3 separate regions of the Homo sapiens genome follow, and all the other regions are linked to region 1. Evidence: chromatin contacts called from ENCODE Hi-C or POLR2A ChIA-PET data. All regions are on one chromosome and are shown on one strand. The core of a region is the stretch at or near the end of the contact, and the rest is flanking DNA. Distances in the headings are between cores, read along the strand shown.

Region 1 (4,983 bases), core at 685-3,184:
ATATTTTTAAATTATTGGATATATAGAGTGGATTCATTCAGTGTTCTTATAAGAAAAGTAAAGCTTATAATATTTTGCAGACTTGATAATGCAGCACTCAAAATACTTACCCTGATTTTATTTTACTTGAATTTACTAGTTAAATATGCTGATAAATATGATTTACATGTAATTACTTTATCTGGAATGACTATATTGACCTTAATCTCCAGAAAGCAACCAATGCACAGAGTTTCAATTAAATCCTGTCCATCATGATAGTAACTTTTTCTACATGACACAAAAGTGTCTGTGGTATATTTGAACAGTAACTGTGACTATGAATTGTTCTTATAGTCTTTTTTTAGTGTTTCATTATTTTAATTTCAGTGGGTTTTGGGGGAACAGGTGGTGTTTGGTTACATGAAGACGTTATTTAGAGGTGATTTCTGAGATTTTTGGTGCCCCCATCACCCTAGCAGCGTACACTGTACCCAATGTGTAGTCTTGCCCCTCACCCACCTCCTACCCTTTCCCCCAAGTCCTCAAAGTCCACTGTATCATCCTTTTGCCTTTGCATCATAGCTTAGCTCCCATCAAGCCAGTGAATTTATGTCATTTAGTAACCTAGCGGGGAGGTTGTTCTTGGTAATCATAAACTTGGATTACTCTGAAGCACAAGGCAGTAGTAAATTATACAGCGAGTGTGTTTGTAACATGCATTGGTGAAGATGAGTTTTCTGGCTCTCGTTCTTTCGGTAAAGTTATAATGTTAAATATTAAATTGCAAATTAACTATGATATTTACAGCCAGTTCCAAAAGCAGTATGGCATATAAACTTCTGGGGCATGGGGATATAGAGCTACATAGATGTTATTTTTAAAACCATGACAGCGTCAATATTTAGGCTCTTCTTTTGTGGGTGAGTCAATGTTGAGTTAATGAAGACTGAGGTTTAGTGGTGCACAAAATCTTGTTCCACGCCGCCCTCTAGTGGTGATCTGATGCATCGGGCTCTCCTGGTCTGAAACCCTGAGGTTTAAAGAGCATTGTTCTTGGTTTTACAACCTACTCCTTGGCTTAGGGTTTTGGGGTTTTTTGTTTTTGTTTTTGTTTCTCTTTCTCTTTTTTTTCTTTTTTTTTTTTCTACTTCTAAGCTCCCAGTAGTCCCAGGAGAATATTTTATAGCTAGGAAGTTTCTATATACTTCAAAGGATTAACTTTTTCTTTCTATAACAAGGTTAATGTAGTTCTTAAAAGTCGTCATTCAAATTACTGATTGTCATATGCTCAATTAAATCTTGTTGCCCACTACTAAGGAGATAAGTCTGATTTCAATCTTACTGTCTACAAAACTGCACTAAATCTTTTCACTGACATTAATAGCCAAAAGGCGAGATACTTTAACTCTGGGTAGAATTAGTTCCTTTAGTAACGCTGGATTATGGCTACGCCCAAGTGGGTTTTTTTATTGTTATTAAAACCAACATGTGCAGGAGGCTAAGGCAGGAGAATTGCTTGAACCTGGGAGGCAGAGGTTGCAGGGACCCCAGATCAAGCCACTGCACTCCAGCCTGGGAATAGAGTGAGACTCCATCTCAAAACAAAAAACCAAGCCAAAAAAAAAAAAACCCAACATGTGATGAGTTAGTGTATTTATGTATTTACATTGTATTTTATAATCACAACACAATGTCTTTGTCATAGAATAATAATCCTTGGCAGCTATTTGTTCCCCAACTTCATACCTTTTCTGTCTTTTGTTGAGACTCAAGTAGTGACGTGTTTTGCTACTAGTTATGATGGGATAGCTCCTAAATTGAGTTGAGTCTCCATTTTCAACCCTCTCAAAACCAAAAACCATATGACTCAGCATCCTTCGAAATTGGTCCCCAGGGAGTGCTACTACAATAGTGGGAGGGACCTAAAGACATCACAGGAAATATGCAGGGAGAAGTGACAGATGACTAAGGAAATCCAGATATTAGAGGAATGAGTAAGTATAAATAAGAAACTTTAGCCAGCACGGCAGGTCATGCTTGTAATCCCAGCACCTTGGGAGGCCGAGGTGGGCAGATTGCTCGAGCTCAGAAGTTTGAGACCAGCCTGGGCAACATGGCAAAGCCCCATCTCTATGGAAAAAAAAAAAAAAGAAACCTCAAGTAACACATATAAAGAAGCAGGTAGGCTACTTAATCCCAGAGGTGACTTTCTGGTGTTACGTATTCTAGGAGGTACTGAGACCAGAATATTTAAGGCACCAGAGAAGGAGAAGAGAGAGGAGTAGATCAGAATCTGACCCATGTTACGTGTTTATTTCAGTATTCATTGAACGAAAAGAAGCTGCTGGAATTGAGAACAGAAATAGTGGCATTGGTAAGAAACAAGACTGTGATTTTTCTTTGTCTTTGTACTCATCTTTGCTTCGTTCCATGCATGGTTGTTTGTAATGATAATAGGAAGTTACATGCAGGTTTACTGTCATGGGAATTTTTTACATTGTGCTAAAATACACACAACATAAAAATTAGGATCTTAACCATTTTTTAAGTGTACAGTTCAGTACATTTAAAGTACATTCACATTTTGGGGCAACCATCGCCACTGGCTATCACAGAACTCTTTATTTTGCAAAATTGAAACTCTGCACCCTTTATACATTCCCTTTTCCAGCCTCTGGTGACCTCCATTCTACTGTCTATGGATTTGACTATTCTACATACCTCATATAAATAGAATCATAGCATTTGTCTTTTTGTGGCTGGCTTATTTCACTTAACACAGTGTCCTGAAGGTTCATCCATGTTGTTGAAATGACAGGACTTTCTTCCTTTTTAAGGCTGATTAGTATTCCATTATATGTATATGCCACATTTTCTTTATTCGTCTGTCAAGGGCACTTGTGTTGCTTCCACCCGTTGGCCTTTGTGAATAGTGCTGCTGTGGGCATGGGTGCACAGATGTCTGTTGGGATCCCTGCTTTCAGTTCTTTTGGGTATATATGCAGAAGTGGAGTGTCACAGGATTTTTTGCACTTCACAAAGTGTTTGGTTATCGTAATGGAAGATAGTTATCCTATGAAAGATTTAAACTTTCTTAATGAAAGTTTCCTTTTCTTCTTTCTTTTTTTTTTTTTTTTTTTTTGAGGTGGGGTCTCGCTCTGTCACCCAGGCTGGAGTGCAGTGGCTCAATCTCAGCTCACTGCACCCTCCTTCACCTCAGCCTGTAGAGTAGCTGGGACCACAGGCTCACACCACCATGCCCTACTTGAGAGTTTGTTTTTCTTAACGGAAGTTTTATTAAGAAAGTTTAAATCTCAGTAATTGAAGAATAGTGAGGAATGGAGAAGTCTTATTCTATTTTTAATTTATAGCATACATTTCTCCTTTTCCATACTGTATGGAACCTGGGACCTCTGAAACCCCCAAGAGGCTTTCATGAGAGAATTCCAGAATCCTGGGATATTTCTCTGGAATACTTTTTTACGCATCCAGGCATTTATTTCTTTTTTTCTCTGCCTGAATTGGTAGCCATAGGGAAAGATTTAGTTGCTGTAGGAGTTTTAGTGAAGGATTCCCATGGTTTTTATGCTTTAATGCAGTTCTACAACCCCCTATAGCGTCGGCCAAACCCACTGCCTTTTTGAGGGTTGATTATGTGTCCAGTTTAACTGTATTGTATTTGGGGAAGGACACAAATTGGCCGTGGGTAGCCAAGCCTCATAGTAATGAAACACTTGATATTTGAACATGAAAGAAGAAAGTTTTTTAAAAATATGACTAGAAATAGCTCAAGACAAGCACTGCCGCTTTCACATTATCTAAGACTCCATTTCTTGAAAACATTTTTGAGTTTACTGTCTATCTTTGACTAAGGAGGATTTAGAAGGATGAGACGTAGCCGTTGCCTTTGAGAACAGACTGGCCTCATAATACCACATCATTTGTATAGCAACCTAGAGCTTACAAATGCTTTTTCACATAGATTATCGCATTTGATTCTCTAAACAGTCCAGGTAAAGGCAGGGCCACTGGCTTGGTTGTTTCGTTTTGTTCTGTTTTCATTTTTTCAAATAGAAGAAAACTAAGGCCTAGAGAGGTTAAGGGTCCTGACCAATGCAGCGTAGAATTAGGGTTTTAGAACTGAGACTAAAGCCCAGGCCTCCATAGTCTTACCCAGGTTTCCCTGTGACTGCACCCCGTTGGGAAGGAGCTATAGGATGGTGAGCAGAGGGGACGTGCTGTGGTCTAACGCTGTGACTCTCTTCATTTTAAAAGCATGCCCAGCAAGATCGGGCCCTTACCCAGACAGACAGGAAGATCGAAACTGAGGTTGCTGGCCTCAAAACCATGCTTGAGTCACACAAGCTTGATAATATTAAATATTTAGCAGGTAAGCTATTTTGTATCTATTTAAATCAACCTGAAAAGAAAATAAATTTATAAAATAAGTCGTTGACAGATACTGCATTTCATTGATTCCAACACTTTCTGAAATATTTTAACATCTCTGAAATTGGAAAGCATCTTACAATTTCCAGTAGATGAAGTATCATAGTTTAATTGGCACTTTTTCTTTCTTAGTAGTAAATAAAGTAATTGTGTACGTTATAATTGATAGAATTGGAAATTTGATAAGATACTATAATTGAACTATAGTTATTAGGGATTTTAATGAGATTCAAGACAGGAAATATTTTATGGATAAAATGGAAGGTGTTTCAGTTGTAATCTTTCTGCTTCAATTGCTTAAACTCCTTTTAAGGAGTTATTTTACTTTCGCGATTTTTGATCCAAAAGAGAGAATGAACATTCATGTACCACCCCCCACCCAAATTAACCATTATTTCAAGTCAGATTTAACGTCTTGGATTAATTAAATATTTTAAGGTTACAGCATTATTTAACAGTGAAATGTTGTTCTTTATATTAAATTGTGTCTTCCTGTCTCTATAGTGCATATACATAGACCTTGTGACCACAGAATTTTTGCTATTCGAAACT
Region 2 (4,983 bases), core at 946-3,445, 79 kb before region 1:
CATGGTCAATTTTTGTGTATGTTCCAGGTGTACTGGTAAAAAATACATATATCTTCCAACTTTTGGATGCAAGGTTTTATAATATATTATAGTATTATTAGTTCTAGTAGTAGTATTGAAATCACCCATGTCCTTATTGATTTACAATCTTTCGATCTTCAATAATTGAGAAAAGTCTGATATAGTTTGGAGACTTGTCCCCGCCCAAATCTTTTTTTTTTTTTTTTGAGCCAGAGTCTCACCCTGTCGCTCAGGCTGGAGTGCAGTGCAGTGGCCCAATCTCAGCTTACTGCAACCTCTGCCTCCTTGGTTCAAGCGATTCTTCTGCCTCAGCCTCCTGAGTAGCTGGGACTACAGAGGTGTGTCACAACTCCCAGCTAGTATTTGTACTTTTAGTAGAGACGGGGTTTCACCATGTTGGCCAGGCTGGTCTCGAACACCTGACCTGATGATCCACCCGAATCAGACCCCCAAAGTGCTAGGATTATAGGCGTCAGCCACCGCGCCCGTCCCCCACCCCCCCACCCAAATCTTATGTTGATTTTCATCCCCAGTGTTGGAAGTGGGGCCTGGTGGGAGGTATTTGGATCATGGGGATGGATCCCTCATGAATGGCTTGGGCCATCCCCTTGGTGATCAATGAGCTCTCATGCTGAGTTCACTCGGGACCTGGTCCTTTGAAAGTGTGTGGCACCTTCCTCCTGCTCTCCCTCTCTTGCCTCTGCATTTGCCATGTGAGATGCCTGCCCGGCTTCAACTTCTACCATGACTGTGAATTTCCTGAGGCTCCACAGAAGCTGAGCAGATGCCACTATGCTTCCTGTAAAGCAGGGGTGTCCAATCTTTGGGCTTTCATAGGCCACATTGGAAGAAGAATTGTCTTGGGCCACGCATGCAATACACTAACACTGACGATAGCTGATGAGCTTTAAAAAAAATTGCAAAAAAGTCTCATAATGTTTTAAGGAAGTTTATGAATTTGTGTTGGGCCACATTCAAAGCTGTCCTGGGCCACATGAGGCCTATACGCCACAGGTTGGACAAGCTTGCTGTACGGCCTGCAGAACTGTGAGCCAATTAAACCTCTTTTCTATATAAATTACCCAGTCTCCGGTGTTTATTTACAGCAATGCAAGAATGATCTAATATAGTGCGTTTAAAATATTTACGAGAGTGGATTTGTCTATTTTTCCTAATAGTTCTGTCCATTTTCCTTGGTATACCACAAAGCTCTGTTATTAAGTGCACGCAAGTATTCTCTCTTCCTGCTAAATATGTTTTATTATTATGAAGTGGCCCTCTGTACTACGGCTAGTAGTGTTCTGTCCTAACATTGGGATTTTCTGTGTTAAGCTACAGCACGGTGCTCGTGTTAGTCCTAAAATCCAGCCTGTAGACACAGTGAAGGGCACACCTATAAGAAGACTTCCGTTTGTGTGACGGAGGATTACACAATAGTTGTCAGACGGTGGTCCCTGAACCAATTCTATTTCAGGATTCTCGGGATTCAGGATTCTCAGCTCAATCAGAACAAATACGTAGCAGTTTTCCTCTTCTTATTGGTAATTTTAATGACTCTTACTTTGTGGAACTCTCCCCCTGGGTGCCCTAGGAGCAGCCCGGGAGGAAAACCGAAAGCTAATCTGTTGTAGATGCAGGCCCTTCAGGTAATTTGAGCCCAGCTGAGGGGTTGTCGTTTCACCCAGCCGTGCAAATGGTGCAAATGTGTCCTGTTGAGTCGCCCTGGCTTCCGTCACTGTCCAGGTGGAAGCCCCTCCCCGGAGCAGCGCGGGCCGCAGGCCACCCCCTCGTGCCCTCGCCTTCGCCTCACCGGCGCCACCTGTTCTTCCTCCCTTTCCTGCGGGTCCCAGCCGCTGGTGCCCTCTGGTGGCGGCCCTGCTGGCCTTGTCGTGTGACATGCGGGGGGCGTCGTGAGTCTACTGGCTTTTGCGTCGCGTCCTCGGGAGGGGTAGGACCCCCTCAGGCAGTGAGGCCACCTCCGCCCCCTCCCTCCCTGCGAACGGGTGGAGCTGCTGCTTCGCTCTGCAGAGCCACGCCCCTTGTCCGTGGCTGAGACCCTGACCCAGGTGCAGGAGTTCTCCACAGAAACCAGAGGCGATCTCACTCCCGCCCTGCCCTCCGACGTCCCTCTGCCTCCCGCCAAGTCCCTGCCCATCACCCTGCGAGTACCGGGCAGCTTGGCGAAGAGCCAGCAGGACCGCAGGCCAGGCTCTGCCCGGCCCGAGGGATCCTACTGGGACTTCGTGGGAGGGACGGGTGGAAATTCCCAGATTCACAGGAAAGGCACAGGGAAGGCAGAGTTGCCACTTCATTAACTCTGTTCTGCAAAAGAAAACTCACCTGCTCTCTCTCCGGTTAGCTTGCTTCCTCTCTTCTCCCCTCCCCGCCCTCTAATCTCTCTCTCACACGCACACACACACACACACACCGGAAAAGAGGGAAAACCAGTTTTCCTCTTTTTCTCAACTGTCTCACCTGCACAAGGCCACTGTATTAGTTTGCTAGGGCCACCGGAACAGTCAACACACTGAGGGGCTTAAACAACAAAAATTGATTCTCTCACAGTTCTAGAGACTGAAAATCCAAGATCAAAGTGTTGGCAGGGTTGGTTTCTCCCAAGACCTCCCTTCCGTGGCTTGTAGATGGCCACTTTCTTGCTATGTCCTCATGGTCTTTTCTCTGTGCCCCAGGACCCCTGGTTTCTCCATTAGACATCACATATTGGATTAAGGCCCACCCTAGTGGCCTCATTTTACCTCAGTCACCTCTGTAAAGACCTTATCTCCAAATATGGTGACATTCTGAGATACAGGGGTTGGGTCTTCAACATATAAACCTGGGTGGGTGGTAAGGGGAACACAGTTCAGCCCATGAGAGTCACCCTGTTGCCTAACCACTGGTGATGGGGAAGGAGTGGTGTAGGATCAGAAGAGGAAGTTTAATGTCTGAGGTTGTTGCCGGAATAAACACATCACATTCCCCTGTTACCCATATTTAAGCCCTCTCCTTCACAAATACTGGTGTGACACTCCCGCTTAACTGCCTCACCTGGATGACAATAAACTTGTTCCCAATTGTTGAGCACTTGAAAAACAAAATGTGGGGGTCATGGGGAAATGAACCTTTCCCGTACAGTAGAAATTGCTTCCTTGTGTGCAAAGAGATTGAACCAGAAGTATAGACAGGAGGTTAAAAAGTCCCTGGAATCACCCTCAGCAGAAGCAAAGAAAAAAAAAAATGAAAGCCAAAGCCAATGCTGCTGGAGCTGCCTGAAACCCCAAGACCACACCTTGAATATGCTGTTGAGAGGTGACAGCGTACTGGCAGTCCTCACAGCCCTCACTCGCTCTCGGCACCTCCTCTGCCTGGGCTCCCACTTTGGCGGCACTTGAGTAAGCCCTTCAGCCCACCACTGCACCCTGGGAGTCCCTTTCTGGGCTGGCAAAGGCCGGAGCCGGCTCCTTCAGCTTGCAGGGAGGTGTGGAGGGAGAGGAGCGAGCGGGAACCGGGGCTGCGCGCGGCGCTTGCGGGCCAGCTAGAGTTCCGCGTGGGCGTGGGCTTGGCGGGCCCCGCACTGGGAGCAGCCGGCCAGCCCTGCCAGCCCCAGGAAATGAGGAGCTTAGCACCCAGGCCAGCGGCTGCAGAGGATGTACTGGGTCCCCCAGCAGTGCCAGCCCACCGGCGCTGCTCTTGATTTCTCACTGGGCCTTAGCTGCCTTCCGGCAGGGCAGGGCTCGGGACTTGCAGCCCGCCATGCCTGAGCCTCCCACCCTCTCCGTGGGCTCCTGTGCCGCCCAAGCCTCCCCGACGAGCGCCGCCCCCTGCTCCACAGCGCCCAGTCCCATCAACCACCCAAGGGCTGAGAGGCGCGGGACTAGCAGGCAGCTCCACCTGCAGCCCCGGTACAAGATTCACTGAGTGAAGCCAGCTAGGCTCCTGAGTCTGGTGGGGTCGTGGAGAACCTTTATGTATAGCTCAGGGATTGTAAATACACCAATCAGCACCCTGTATCTAGCTCAGGGTTTGTGAATGCACCAATGGACACTCTCTATCTAGCTACTCTGGTGGGACCTTGGAGAACCTTTATGTCTAGCTCAGGGATTGTAAATACACCAATCAGCACTCTGTATCTAGCTCAAGGTTTGTAAACACACCAATCAGCACCCTGTGTCTAGCTCAGGGTTTGTGAATGCACCAATCGACAGTCTGTATCTAGCTGCTTTAGTGGGGCCTTGGAGAACCTTTATGTCTAGCTCAGGGATTGTAAATACACCAATCGGCACTCTGTAGCTCAAAGTTTGTAAACACACCAATCACCACCCTGTGTCTAGCTCAGGGTTTGTGAATGCACCAATTGACACTGTATCTAGTTACTCTGCTGGGGCCTTGGAGAACCTTTGTGTGGACACTCTGTATCTAGTTAATCTAGTGGGGAGTGGAGAACCTTTGTGTCTAGCTCAGGGATTGTAAACGCACCAATCAGTGCCCTGTCAAAACAGACCACTTGGCTCTACCAATCAGCAGTATGTGGATGGGGCCAGATAAGAGAATAAAAGCAAGTTGCCCGAGCCAGCAGTGGCAACCCGCTCTGGTCCCCTTCTGCACTGTGGAAGCTTTGTTCTTTCACTCTGCAATAAATCTTGTTACTACTCACTCTTTAGGTTCACGCTGCTTTTATAAGCTGTAACACTCACCTGGAAGGTCTACAACTTCACTCCTGAAGCCAGCAAGACTGCAAGCCCACCTGGAGGAATGAACAATTCCAGACGCACCGATTTAAGGGCTGTAGCACTCAGCGCGAAGGTCTGCAGCTTCGCTCCTGAGCCAGTGAGACCACAAACCCACCAGAAGGAAGAAATTCCAAACACATCCGAACATCAGAAAGAACAAACTCCTACACGCGCCACCTGAAGAACTGTAACACTCACCGCGAGGGTCTGCGGCTTCATTCTAGAAGTCAGT
Region 3 (4,983 bases), core at 679-3,178, 69 kb after region 1:
AGAATAATACATTTTAGAACTGTTTTGAAAAAAGAGGGAAGGAACTGCTATTTATTGAGAGCATGCCATATGCCAAGCTTCATGCTAGTTTCTTTCTTGTAGGAAAGAAAATCCATGGATTTTCAGGATAGCCTCCAGAAATTTAAATCAGAATCCTCCAGCCCAATTCACTGAATATTCTAGCTTCTTAGAAACCATTCACCATTCCTTCAACAAACATCTATTGATGGCCTACTATGTGCCAGGAGTAAGAAAAGCACTGAAAGTTACATGGCAGTAAATTCATGTACACAGTATTTGGTGCTTATGACAAAAACCTTCATAGCACATGTAACCTTTTTTAAAATAAGAGCTTTATTGAGATATAATTCACATACCACATAATTTATCCATTTAATATGTACAATTCAGCAGTTTTTAGTATATTCACAAAGTTGTGCAACCATCACCATCATACCTTTTAGAACATTTCACCACCCCCAAAATAAATTTTCTACCCACTAGCAGTCACTCCTCACTCTCTCTTCCCCCCAACTCCTGACAACCACTAATCTACTTTCTGTGTCTATGGATTTGCCTATCCTGAACATTGCATATAAAAGGAAACATAAAATATGTGGTCTTTTGTGATTGGCACCCTTCAATTAGCATAATATTATGAAGGTTCATCTGTGTTGTAACATTCATCAGAACCAGAACTCCATTCCTTTATACTGCTGAATAATGTTCCACTCTATGAATAGACAACATTTTATTTTTAAATGTTTAATTGAATTTAATTAAAAAATTCTTGAGACAGGGTCTCGCTCTGTCACCCAAGCTGGAGAGCAGTGGCATGATCACAGCCCACTGCAGCCTCGACCTCACGGGCTCCAGAGATCCTTCCACCTCAGCCTTCCGAGTAGCTGGGTGTACAGGTGCGCACCATTACGCCTGGCTAACTTTTCTATTTTTTTCTAGAGATAGGGTTTCTTCATGTTGCCCAGGCTGGTCTCAAACTCCTGGACACAAGCGATCCGGCCTCCCAAAGTGCTGAGATTACAGATGTGAGCCACTGTGCCCGGCCAACATTTTATTTATCCATTCATCCATTGATGGATATTTGGATTATTTCTACTTTTTTACTATTATGAATAATGCTGCTATGAACATTTGTGTGCAAGTTTTTATGTGAACATATGTTTTCCTTTCTTTTGGGTATATACCCAGGAGTAGAATTGCTGGGTCATATGGGAAATCTAAGTTTAAGCTTGGAGGAACTGCCATACTGTTTTCACACCTGCAGTGTCTGAGCGTATCAGGGCTCTGATTTCTGCACATCCTTGTCAACACTTGGTATAGTATATGTAATCTTTGCATCATAATTAAACTGTGAACACTTAATTCTTTTTTTTTTTTTTTTTTTTTTGAGACGGAGTCTCTCTCTATCTCCCAGGCTGGAGTGCAGTGGCGTGATCTCGGCTCACTGCAAGCTCCGCCTCCTGGGTTCACGCCATTCTCCTGCCTCAGCCTCCCGAGTAGCTGGGATTACAGGTGCCCGCCATCACGCCCGGCTAATTTTTTGTATTTTTGGTAGAGATGGGGTTTCACCGTGTTAGCCAGGATGGTCTTGATCTCCTGACCTCGTGATCTGCCCGCCTCGGCCTCCCAAAGAGCTGGGATTACAGGTGTGAGCCAACGTGCCCAGCCCCTACACTTAATTCTTAGAATGAAGACCACTGGATGGGTTATAAAGACTTGAAATCAAGCATTATGAAAGTAGCTTGCTTGTGTCATCAAGAAGTATTTAAGGAGTGCCTCCTAGATATAGGGCACTACAATAGGAAATAGGCTCTTTGAAGGTGTTTTTTTGTGGTTGTGTTAAGTAAATGGGGCACCTATGACTCAGATTTCCCTGGCAAGCCAGGAAGTATCTCAAAATCTCCAGGTCTGGTTCTACAGGCAGGGCAGCATGACTGAAAAATCTGGTATTTCAGATCACCCACGGTAGGCAGGGACAAGTAATGATAGCTTTTGGCAAACCTAAGACAGATCCAGGACACCTGTAATTGGCCTGAGTTTCCGGCTTTGAGTTCAGACCTAGCCTTTAGGCCACTAACTGGTGAACCATTGGCCAGATCTGACCCACAGAGGTGTTTTGTTTGACCTGTGAAGTGTTTGGAACGTTTTGATTTGAAATTCCTTTATGCTCTCCACTCTGTTATTGTTTTATACCCGACCTGGTTCACTCTTTTACATTATCTACCTGGCTCATGGAGGTATTTGAGTTTGCAAGTCCTGCTCAGGATGATGCCTTAGTCATATGTTTAAGGCCTGGGCAATTATCAAATAGAATATCATTGCCATAATAAAAAAGCAGAGTTACATCCCTATATCAACAAGAAGCAGTTGTTAAACCCATAATTGTGCAACATGCAACATAGAGAACAGTAAATAGTTGTGACCTATACCTATGAGGACCTTATAAACTAAGGTAAACCATGCTGACACAGACAGACTTTCACATGGTCAACAGAGAGTAGAAAAAGGCATATGGACCATGAAAATAAACATGATGAAGGTCAGTAATGAGCATGGTGGCAACAGCCAAACTTACGGGCTTGTGTTCCTACGTACACACGTATTCTAAAAATCGTCTCTTTATGAAAGACCCTCTTCCCAGATTAAACCTATTAAAATGTGAACTTATTTGATGGACATATTTGCAAGACTTGTGACATTCCAACATTGCTCAGTAATGCCAACATTCAGAGAGTTCTCTTAAGGCAGATGTAGTCATTGAAATGATCAGGTGTGTGATTAGAAATGTGACTGGAAGGCCAGGTGCAGTGGCTCTCACCTGTAATCCCAGCACTGTGGGAGGCCGAGGCAGGTGGATCACCTAAGGTCAGAAGTTTGAGACCAGCCTAGCCAACATGGTAGACCCCGTTTCTACTAAAAATACAAAAATTAGCCTGGTGGGGTGGCAGGAGCCTGTAATCCCTGCTACTCAGGAGGCTGAGGCATTAAAATCATCTGTATCTGGGAGGCGAAGGTTGCAGTGAGCTGAGATGGCACCACTGCACTCCAGCCTGGGTGACAGAGTGAGACTCCATCTCAAAAAAAAAAAAAAAAAAGCATCCTTGGATGCTCTTGGTGCCCTGAGCATGTCCTGTCACCTGCTGATGCACCCATCTCAGGCCACAGGGAATGTTGCCAGTGACTCATAGCCACACCCTCACCTCCTTGCCCAGAGATCCCTCGGATGTTATACCACCCCAGGGAGGAATGTGGTCTGCAGCTAATGAGTGGTTAATACAGGCTTTAAAAGCCCTGGACTCTTGCCTTAAGGTGGGATGACTGCATGGTGCACACACACTCCAGAGCTTCCTGTGGGGTTAGGCTGGAGCCAGACCTCACCGAGCTTACATCTTCGCCTGGCTTCCTCCCCGTGCTAGTTTACTTCCCTTATTCCCCTACACATTTCACTTGAGAGCACTCTGTCAAAAGATCACAGGTACCAGAAACCCCATCTCAGCCTCCGTTTCTAGGAAACCTGATCTGGGACACCTAACCTACCCTACAAAATTGTCCTTATGGGGTCAAATTTTTAAATAGTTATTAAAGCATAATACACATGACATTAGGCATGTAATGGTTAGAAAGTAACAGCCCTGAGCTGCAGCAGTCATGGTGACCCTCTAATAGTCCCTTAAAGGCAGTTTTATGGCATTAATGCCTCTGCCCAGTGGAAGAGCCATTTCAGTTCATACTTCAATCATAAAATTACTTTTCCATCAAACCAGAATGCTTATATAACCCCTTCCTTTACTGAAATGTGGCCAGAACCGAGAGAGAGAGAGAGAGCTATAAAATTATGAAGACAAGCAGTGAGCCTAGATTGCCTTATTGACGTACATAATTTATATAACCAAGCTCTGTATCTTACAGAAAAGTACTTTCAAATAGAAAGTGCTTTGATTTTGATGAGAGAACTGTGATTGTTATATCACTCTGGCTTCTACAATGCACAGTATACCTAATTGTCTTAACAACTTTGTGCAACATTTTTCCTGAAACCTAAAAAGTTTGCAGTGTGTGTATGTGTGGATTGGTTTCCAAGGGCTGCTGTAACAAATGGCCACAAATTTGGTGGCTTACCACAACAGAAGTTTATTCTCTCACAGCACTGGAGGCCAGAAGTCTGCAATCAAGATGTCATAGGGCTACACTCCCTCCAGCTCCACAGGAGAGGGTCCATTCTTTGCCTTTTCCAGGTTCTGGTGGCTGGTGGCATTCCTTGACTTGTGGCAGCATCTCTCTAGGCTCCATTTTCACACGGTCTTCCCTTCTCTGCGTGTCTTTTCTGTCTCAAATCTCCCTCTGCCTCTCTCTTATAAGGATACTTGTCATTGGATTTAGGGCCTGCAAGGATAATCCAGGATGATCTTGTTCAAGATCCTTAACTTAATGACATTTGCAAGGACCCTTTTACCAAATAAAGTCAGAGTCACAGGTTCTAGGGATTTGAGGTGGACAGCTTTCTAGGGTGCCATTTTTGGTTCTACCACAGTGTTTATAAACGTGGGTGTGCACAACCACAGGAAGATAAGGAGGGGTGTATATATTTGAAGAACCTGATCAGAGCTTGTACATTTAGCTTGTACAGTCTAACTTGTACATTTAGACTCACATTGAACATCCACAATCTTAACTCCTTTCTTTTTTTTCTTGAGACGGAGTCTCACTCTGTCGCCCAGGGTTGAGTGCAGTGGAGCGATCTGGGCTCACTGCAACCTCTGCTTCCCGGGTTCAAGCAGTTCTCCTGCCTTGGCCTACGAAGTAACTGGGATTACAGGCACTCGGCACCACGCCCAGCTAATTTTTTGTATTTTTAGTAGAGATGGGTTTTCACCATGTTGGCCAGGCTGGTTACACACTCCTGACCTGAAGTGATCTGCCCACCTCGGCCTCCCTGAGTGCTGGGATTACAGGTGTGAGCCA

Evidence for each region. Hi-C counts contacts between places; a loop is a spot of excess contacts on that map. ChIA-PET counts read pairs that join two places held with the same protein, here RNA polymerase II (POLR2A). Pooled maps may share reads with other maps.
Region 2: a loop to region 1 is called in a map of PC-3, with 11 times the contacts of the local background. The contact joins two enhancer-like sites. A Hi-C loop is called at or near these places in 23 of 168 maps with a recorded cell type or tissue (A673, B cell, CD4-positive, alpha-beta memory T cell and 18 more), 17 of 37 single-sample maps with no recorded cell type and 32 of 50 pooled maps. POLR2A ChIA-PET finds 5 or more read pairs at or near these places in 4 of 52 experiments (OCI-LY7, WTC11, activated CD8-positive, alpha-beta T cell and 1 more).
Region 3: a loop to region 1 is called in a map of PC-9, with 8 times the contacts of the local background. The contact joins two enhancer-like sites. A Hi-C loop is called at or near these places in 9 of 168 maps with a recorded cell type or tissue (A673, CD4-positive, alpha-beta memory T cell, IMR-90 and 6 more), 5 of 37 single-sample maps with no recorded cell type and 19 of 50 pooled maps. POLR2A ChIA-PET finds 5 or more read pairs at or near these places in 7 of 52 experiments (CD4-positive, alpha-beta T cell, MCF 10A, OCI-LY7 and 3 more).

The regions. Positions count from the first base shown.
Region 1 is chr6:13,791,267-13,796,249 of GRCh38, reverse strand. It overlaps MCUR1 (mitochondrial calcium uniporter regulator 1), which reads left to right. Exons shown (of 9, transcript NM_001031713.4): 7 at 2,303-2,356; 8 at 4,258-4,372. Among named protein-coding and RNA genes, the nearest start is that of MCUR1, 21 kb to the left of the region's middle. Within about 2 kb of position 1,934, at least 4 of the 41 ENCODE cell types and tissues checked have a DNase peak (open chromatin) inside an H3K27ac peak, as active enhancers do; they include PC-3 and PC-9, where a contact is called at or near this core.
Region 2 is chr6:13,870,828-13,875,810 of GRCh38, reverse strand. No RefSeq gene overlaps it. Among named protein-coding and RNA genes, the nearest start is that of RNF182, 52 kb to the left of the region's middle. RefSeq lists a silencer at 1,740-1,879 and an enhancer at 2,993-3,575. Within about 2 kb of position 2,195, at least 11 of the 41 ENCODE cell types and tissues checked have a DNase peak (open chromatin) inside an H3K27ac peak, as active enhancers do; they include PC-3 and PC-9, where a contact is called at or near this core.
Region 3 is chr6:13,722,701-13,727,683 of GRCh38, reverse strand. No RefSeq gene overlaps it. Among named protein-coding and RNA genes, the nearest start is that of RANBP9, 13 kb to the right of the region's middle. Within about 2 kb of position 1,928, at least 7 of the 41 ENCODE cell types and tissues checked have a DNase peak (open chromatin) inside an H3K27ac peak, as active enhancers do; they include PC-3 and PC-9, where a contact is called at or near this core.